2 separate regions of the Homo sapiens genome follow, and region 1 is linked to region 2. Evidence: chromatin contacts called from ENCODE Hi-C data. All regions are on one chromosome and are shown on one strand. The core of a region is the stretch at or near the end of the contact, and the rest is flanking DNA. Distances in the headings are between cores, read along the strand shown. Region 1 has its middle 250 kb from the start of RBBP8. Region 2 has its middle 190 kb from the start of CTAGE1.

Region 1 (4,457 bases), core at 1,783-4,282, 79 kb after region 2:
TTTAACTTGGCCACACTAGGCTCCTAGCTGAGAAAAGGATGATGAATTCTAATCTGCATTACAGCGTTTAGAGGCGTGATGTCCAGGGTCTTAAATGCTGTTGTATAACCACTATCAGATCACCAGGCCAGGGATCTTACTTGTGATTTCCATCAAATCATCCCTCAAAAAGAACAGAAAACCTGATAATTGTGGTGGTTGAAACATCCACCTCCAGACTAATCAAATGCCCAGCTCAGGCTGAACATTGACTACCAGTGGGACTCTAGAAGCAAAATCATCTAAATCCCCACGGATCACTGGCTATATTAACATAACTTTACTATTCCCCAGTAGAGTAGTCCTCCTTTATCTGTAGGGGATATGTTCCAAGATCCCAGTGGATGCCTGACACCTTGGATACCACCAAACCCTATATATATACTATGTTTTTTCCTATACATACATACATATGATGAAATTTAAATTACAAATTAGGCACAGTAAGAGATTAACAACAGTTAATCTTAGGGCCAATGCTTAGAGCCCCTTTGAATAGCTCCAAATGGATTTCATACATCTGTTCTGGCAGTGGATTTGTTATGTGTCCTACTTATTGCTTGCTTATTCTTGGGAGGGGTGGAGCCCTTTCCTTGCAGGAGAAAGATGGCTCTAATAATTGCAAATTTAAAAACTTACTTGATATTGTGTTACCGACTTAGGGAATCCCAACCTATTGCTCTAGTAACAAGACCATTCATTTTCCTTGGTATACTGAGGAACTCCAATTTGGCCACCCATGATCCACATTTTCTAGGTCTTTACACCTTTGTGTAATCCTTGACTGCAGTCAGATCCTGACTTTGCCCTCTCCACTTTAAGACACTACTAAGACTCTGTCCAAGTCATGCTCTTTTACTGCAACAAGAATAAACTCAGTTTTTTGTTTTTGGTGTTATTTTGAAAAGTCAGCATTTAACAAAAGGCAATAAATGGGTCAGTTAGAGGACCTGGTGAAATGAGGAACAGGGAGAGAACTTGGTTTTAATATCCAGAAGTCAAGCAAACACTAGAGGAACCACCCACAAGGCAATGTGGACCCATGAATCAAGGAGTTATCTTATTTATTTGCTTTTATCAAAATCCTAACTGGTCTAAGCATCTGGAATGGCACTGATCTTACATGAAAAGGTGAAGTATTTCCAGCTATAGGGAATGGAGGAGCAGTGACTTCAGGGTCAGGGAGGTATATAAGTCATTAAGATGTATGTCGTTAGAGAGGGACAAGGACAATGAAAGTTCATTGGAATTTGTAAACTTTATTCCCAAGTACACATTTAAATGGCTGGAACCTTGGATTCTTGTTTAGAAGCTATATTGAGGGTAACTAAGGATGTCAAGTGCCCAAAAGAACACTTACCTGTATTTCATTCACTTGGTAAGTTCTCTCATCTCTCTGAGCCCAGGTTTTTGCCCTGTGTAAAGTATAAATGTAATTCCTTTCTCTAGACTCTTCACTGTAATTCACTTGCTTATATGAATTTGCTTGCTGTCTTTTTATTTCTTCTCTCTTCTCTAATTTGCCACATTTCCTTCACTTTTTGTTACTGAAACATGTCTGCAGGGAAACCAGTCAGTAGGACCCAAGAATTAGAAACTGGGGGGAAATGTTTTCAATATTCAAATAAGAATTTGTTGAAAGAACTAATGTAAACATGTCACTTGCTCTCTCAATATATGTAAAAGCTGGGAAGGAGAGCAGTGTGATCCTTAAGGGCCTCCCTTCTCCAGCCAACTCTCATTTATCAAGAGGCTCCTTATCCAGCCTTCTTGCTTTGGCCCTCCAGGGGAAAACTGGTGTAATGTAGGAGAAAGAACACCGGTCAAGCTTGATGAGTCCTGGCTTTTTCACTTATTAGCTTTATGCCCTTGGCAAGCCACTGAAACACTCTGAAGCTCAATTTCCTTGCTGGTCAGAAGAAGCTGTCCACTCCATGGGGTGCTGTGCAGGGCGTTAAAGCCCCTGATAATGGTAGTGGCTGCTATAATTACAATGAGATAAACATTTATGAATTGGCTTTGGCTTTCCTCATTGAACAAAAATGGAGTCAGAATTATCAAAGGGGACAGGCAGAGCCATTGCTACATTAAGGAAGTGCTTTGTAAACTGTAAAACAAATAACAAATTAAAAAGAGGCTTTGTATTCTTTCTTTTCTAGGTATGATTTTTATTGCTTAATAGCAGCATCAAGAAAACTGAACTTCAAATTCAAATTGAAAAGTGAACCTCAAATCAAGCAGTATTTCTCATCAGTAATGATGGGGAGGGATTTGAAAGTCCTGCTTACCATGTAAATTTGAACTATCTGGGAATGGGACCGCTCTCTGGCATGCATCACGCCAGCATTTTTACCAAAAATGGAGATTTCCTTCCACCTCCACTTCTTCCCAGTCAGGTCACATGAAACAGGGAAACTATGGGATCAGGCAAACCTAAATTTCATTCGTGATTCCACTTTAAAACAGGAAACTTATTATCTACTCTGTAGGAAAACATAAAATAATTTTTGCAAAGTACACAGTAGCAAAGGATTGGCTTCTTTCCATCCTGAAGATCTGCAGCTTAAAACAACTTCAGTGTGACATTGTTCCCTGATACCACACTCATAAAGTTTTATTCACACATAACAGACCTTCCTTCAAATCCCACCTCCTCCACTAAATAGCACATTATTCAACCTCAGTTTCCTCTTCTATAAAATGGGCACAATAATAGAACCTAGCTCACAGAGTAGAGGGGAACAGATGATAAAGTGCATTTAAATGCTTAGCCTGGTGTCTGACACATAATAAAATTTTTGCTAACAGAATTACAATAATACAAATAACAATAACATTTCAGTTCTATTCGAATTTGCACATTAACCAACACTTAGATGGGTCAGCAGCAAAGGTTTGGGGTAGTTTGCCATTTTTTCCTTCTTAAATTTCCTTGGCTGTGCTTCTTTCCCTCCCTTCCCAGGGCAGGTCTGTTTCAATTCAGCCGCTGGCTGGAACATCTGGCAGGTTGCCCACTCTTGACGTTTTCTGTTTGTGGAGCCAACAGGGTGGGGAGGTAGGGGGTTTGATCATCTTCACCACTGAGACATTGGAATCTGTTGAGTTAAACATTGCTCTACTGTTACCATCCCCTCCCTTTCCTCCTCCCTCCCTGTGAATGAATCTGGAAAGAATGAACCTGAAGTCTATCTTGAACAGCTATAAAACCTTTATGGTACGTGGGCTGCTCCTCGAGTAGTGGAGCATTAGCCTCCCTGTTCGTTCCTAGAGTAAACAGAACACGTCAGCATATTCCCTAACACGGGGTCAATGTCTGAGGGAGCGGTGCACTCCGTGCCTGGCACCTGCTAGTGTGAGAGGTCTGCTGGCAGCCACACACCACAATCAACTTTGATGACTGCATGCACTGCAGAGCTCACTACTCCCGAGCCCTTTTATTCACTAATATTTATCTCAAGATAGCAATATCTCCAAATCTTCCCTTTTGCTCAGCCCTCTAACCTTACAGAATCTATTATAAAGTATGTGCATATAGCTGATGGGATATATTACATAGTACCTATGTGTCCAATATTACATTTGCACCGAATTTTCTAAGTTAACTCTATGAGAGAAACCAAAGTTGAACTTGCACCCTTCCTTGGAGGAGCATGCTGGCTCTTGAGTCAGGCCTTAGCATTGCCCTGCTGTCCCGTTTGATGTCATCCATAAAGTGCTGCCTCACTACTGGCTGCAGTCAGTCTCCACACCATTGGCCTATGATTTATTACAGGTGCCATCTTTGAAGGATCCATGGCCCCATGCCATCACTTGACTGCTTACTTAAAATGTTTAAGTGTGTGATACTAGGTCTATAACCTTTTCTGATCCCACAGAAGGGACAAGGGAGAACATAATTCATTTTATTGGAGGTCACCATTATTCTTCCTTCTCTGTCTTTACCCTGTGCCGGCCAAATAGTCATACTTTATCCACTGTAAGTACTTTTTCCCCAGTCAGTTCTCCAAAGGTTTCTCTTTCCATATTGTCCTCCAAACTTTCTCATGTCTATTTCACACTCTTGTACTTTATTTGCGTTCTATTATAGAATCAATTAGATCCTATCCTGGGCAGAACTGTTCATTGTTTACAAGCATTAGGTCACCAAAGACCAATGACACCTAAAAACCAGTGAGCCACAATGACTGATACATCTACTCTTGCTTCATAACATAACCTTGAGAGGTCAGTTCAGAGTGTGAGCCCCATTTTACTAACAAAGATGATGAAATTGAGAGACTCAGTCTCTTATTTGTGGTGGCCTAATTAGTCCAGAAGCAATGTCATAATCAGTGCTAAAGTGAACATAGGAGAGAGAACATCAGAAAAAATCTCATTAGCCGGGGATGGTGGCACATGCCTGTAGTCCCAGCTACTTG
Region 2 (4,280 bases), core at 1,676-4,175:
TCTTCCTGCTTTAAAACACTAGTTCTCTGCCTTGACCACAAATTGTCATCACTTAGAGAACTTTAAAATCTGCTGATTCTTGGGCCCCTTCCTCAGAGATTCTGATATAATTGGTATGGAGTGTAGCCTGGGAATAGGAATGTCTGGATCCCTCAGATGATTCTAGTGGGAGAAAAGTTTGAGAAGCGCTGTGTTTTGTTTTTTTTTTTTTTTTTTTGAGAGTTATGCTAATCTTGTTTGTTTGTTTGTTTGTTTGTAGGTGCAGGGGTACATGTGCAGTTTTGTTACATAGGTAAATTGTGTGTCACTGGGGTTTGGCATACAGTTTTGCCACCCAGGTGATAAGCATAGTACCCAATAGGTAGTTTTTCTATCCCCTTCTTTCTCCCGCCCTCCACCCTCAAGTCAGCCCCAGTGTCTATTGTTCTCGTCTTTGTGTCTGTGTGTACTCATGTTCCCACTCATCAATGAGAACATGCAGTGTTTGGTTTTCTGTTCCTACATTAGTTCACTTAAGATAATGATGGCCTCCAGCTCCATCCATGTTGCTGCAAAGGACATGATCTCATTCTTTTTCTTTGGCTGCATAGTATTCCAGGGTGTATATGTGCCACATTTCATTTACCCAGTCTACCATTGATAGGCATTTAGAATGATTTCATGTCTTTACAATTATGAATAGTGCTGCAATGAACATATTCATGCCTGTATCTTTATGGTAGAACAATTTATATTCCTTTGGGTATATACTCAATAATGGAATTGCTGGGTCAAGCGGTACTTCTATTTTAAGTTCTTTGAGGAATCACCACACGGCTTTCCACAACAGCTGAACTAATTTACATTCCCATCAACAGTGTATAAGCATTCCCTTTTCTCTGCAACCTCACCAGCATCTGTTATCTTTTGACTTTTTAGCAATAGCCATTCTGACTGCTGTGAGATGGTATCTCATTGTGGTTTTGGTTTGCATTTCTCTAGTGATTAGTGATGTTGAGTTTTTTTTTTTACATACTTGTTGGCCACGTGTATGTCTTCTTTTGAAAAGTGTTTGTTCATGTCCTTTGCCCACTCTTTAATGGGATTGTTTATTTTTGCTTGTTAATTTGTTTCAGTTCCTTATAGACTCTGGATATTAAGCCTTTGCAAATATTTTCTCCCATTCTATAGGTTGTTTACTCTATCAATAGTTTCTTTTGTGATGCAGTAGCTCTTTAGTATAATTAGGTCCAATTTGTCCATTTTTGCTTTCATTGCAATTGCTTTTGGCATCTTTGTCATGAAATCTTTGCCAGGGCCTATGTCCAGAATGGTATTTCCTATCCTAGGTTATCTCCCAGGGCTTTTATAGTTTTAGGTTTTATATTTAAGTCTTTAATCCATCTTGAGTGGAATTTTGTATATAGTGTAAGGAAGGGGGTCAGCTTCAATCTTCTGCATAAGGCTAGCCAGCTCTCCCAGCACTATTTATTGAACAGGGAGTCCTCTCCCCATTGATTGTTTTTTGTCACCTTTATCAAAGATCAGATGGTTGTAGGTGTGTGGAGAAGTGCTGCTTTAAAATCATTGCTTGTTGTATTCCTGAGACAGACTGCTGTTCTGTGTTTTCTCCTACCTCTCGGTCACTTCTTTGTATCTGTCACTGCTATTTTTCTAATACTCTGATGGTTTTATCCATAGCATCTACAAACATAGCTCATTTGCATCTGAACACTTGACATCTAACTCAAGTTCCCCATATCTGCCTCTCTTGACTTACATATTTGGGTTAAAAGTCCATTCATTTTCATAGTTGCCCTGGCTCAAAACTAGACATGTGGAAAAGTCTAGACACTTAAAGCTTGATTCCTCTTTCTGCTGTTGCTGCTCTGTCCAGCCAGGGCCAGGCTGTTCTTTTCTCTCTCCTTCATCGTCTTTCATGGCTACTGCAATATCCTCCAAAATGTCTCTGCCTACCACCCTTCTCCCCTGGTTCCGTTTCCACCCCTCGATTATTGAATGGGTTTCTTCTCCATAGCATCTATCAACATCCTAATGGAGTGGTGTTCTCAGGGGCCCACCATGGGAATGTTGCAATAAATTTTGTTACAAAATAATATCCCTCCCCCGACATGCCAAGTCACCTTCTCCGGTGCATTTCTTTTCTTCCTAGCACTGGTCACCTTCTAATTTCACATTATATGTTTGTTAGTTATGTTTATTGTTAGATATCTGTCTCCCATCATTACAGCATAAGCTACATTAGGGAAGACATTTTTCTTTTTGTGTTTTTTGATTTGTTCCAAGATCCTAGAAGAGTGCCTGGCACTCAATCATCCTTTGTCAAATAAATTAATAAATTTCAGCCATAGTCAGCAATTAGTGAATTATTCACAAAGAGGTGAGTCCTGCTACCAGAGTTCAGAGTGCCCTGGTAGGATTGCCTCAAGCCCTTCTCCCTGAGACATCCTTGGGCTTCAGGAGGTGAAAAGGTGTAGAGTAGGTAAGGAGAAGAAGAGGTCAGCATGGTAGACCCATCAGATAAGACCATGTATTGATTTTTGCAGAACTTCTTTTGGTTGTTTCCTATTCCACTGTATTTATAAAATGTGGAAATCCCTTGTCACATCACTGTTCAGTCCTGACACAGCCCACAGAAAATTACAAGGGACATAGGCTATCTACTGGCTGAGCAGAGCTCAACAGGCACCAGTGATTTCTTCAGGGCTTCCCAGCACCAAAGATACAGCAAGTAATCTTTCTCTGAGATTAACCTGGCCTCCAGCCACCATAAACACTCAATCTCCCTTACAGGGAGGAAAGATTAAATATCTGATTAAAATTTTTGGCTGCTAATTTATTGAACTTGGATGGAGGAACTGTTTGCAAGTCACATGACTTTCCCTGTGTGTCTGCCGTCGTTGTCCCACGCAACAGAGCGAGGTCACCGTGCAGCTGAAAAACAAGGAGCAGCCGAGTCCACGGGGGCGGGTGGCCGAGGGGTACAGTTTTGGGCCATCTTGGACAACTGGGGGGTCAGTTCTTCCCCAGTTGGTTCAGGAAAGTTCACATAGTCTGTGGCTGTTTCTGTTTCAGCCTCTCACTCTCTGTTCTTGATGCTTTGTAGATTTGGTTCATTTCATCCCACCCCTGCCTATTGTTCTGAGCCACCCAGTGCAATGATGTCATGGGCAGCTTAAAAGTATACAGGAAGTCTTCAAAGCTGAATGACTTCAATATACTTTATTCCATGCGCTCTTGCTGCTGGCTGTCTATGGAAACTGTGCCCGGCAGAACTCAGGGAGGCAGCCATAGGGTTGGAGACTCTCCTCTCCTCCTCCCCCATTCCATGCTCCCCACCCCACCCCCGTGCCTACTGCTCCCATCCCTCACCTCCATCCCAGGGTTTGGACAGAGGCCAGACCAAAGGAGGGAGGGAAGCTAAGAGAAAGGAAAGCCAGGGGAATCGAAGGTCAAAGGGAGTTTCATCAGAAAAATAGGGGTGCAGGACTCCCAGGACAACCAAAGGTCACTTTTACTGGCCTTTGAGTGATAAAGTCAGTCTGTCTGGCAGAGCTGCCAGTCATGGTACTGCCCCTGGAGAGGAAAAAGTGACAAAAACCACAAGTGACTTGCCTCAACTTGCAAACTGCAGCAAGAGTGTGGCATGTGATGGCTGCCCAGGGATACATTTGGAGTAAAGTTAAACATGAGGTGGCTTGTAACAGGATAATAATAGCAGATGTGAGGATGGGGCTTTACTGTTCACACAGCACCTTTGTATATACATACTGTCCTCTGTGTCCCTCACAAATCCCAATGATGGAGGTAGGGAAAAGCATGAAGAAGGGAACGTTTTTACTTACCCAAAATCACTCAGCTGTCCAGGGTAGACTTGGGGCTCAAGTCCAGATCCCATGTTTTCCCAGCACTCCACTCTGTGCTCACATCACAGTCCTGGCTTCCTCTCCTTATCCCTACTCTTGTTAGAAATTACCTCTGAGTTCATCCTTGTCCAACTATCATTTTTTCATATTGCCGCACCTTGTGGAACTAGAAGAATTCTTCTTTGCTCCCACAAAAATAACACAGAGTTTGTGCCTGGCCGTGGTGCCTGTACCTGCTCAACCCTCCACAGCCTTGCAGGGAATGAATTTCATAGGTATACAGGCTAGCCTTCGTCACATTGTTGCAATGGCATTGTGCATTGCCTAGTCATTATTACACACCCTGAGGCAACTATAGTTACATGGTACTGGTATTGAGCTAAGAAAACATACTCGGAACCAGGTGTGTGTTTT

The links. A loop is a pair of places that touch in the nucleus more often than their neighbours do. Pooled maps may share reads with other maps.
Region 1: a map of A673 shows a loop between it and region 2 (3-fold over the local background). The contact joins two enhancer-like sites. A Hi-C loop is called at or near these places in 5 of 168 maps with a recorded cell type or tissue (A673, adrenal gland, body of pancreas and 2 more) and 3 of 50 pooled maps.

Annotation. Positions count from the first base shown.
Region 1 is chr18:22,680,224-22,684,680 of GRCh38, forward strand. No RefSeq gene overlaps it. Among named protein-coding and RNA genes, the nearest start is that of RBBP8, 250 kb to the right of the region's middle. Within about 2 kb of position 3,033, at least 11 of the 41 ENCODE cell types and tissues checked have a DNase peak (open chromatin) inside an H3K27ac peak, as active enhancers do; they include adrenal gland, body of pancreas and pancreas, where a contact is called at or near this core.
Region 2 is chr18:22,601,751-22,606,030 of GRCh38, forward strand. No RefSeq gene overlaps it. Among named protein-coding and RNA genes, the nearest start is that of CTAGE1, 190 kb to the left of the region's middle. Within about 2 kb of position 2,926, at least 16 of the 41 ENCODE cell types and tissues checked have a DNase peak (open chromatin) inside an H3K27ac peak, as active enhancers do; they include adrenal gland, body of pancreas and pancreas, where a contact is called at or near this core.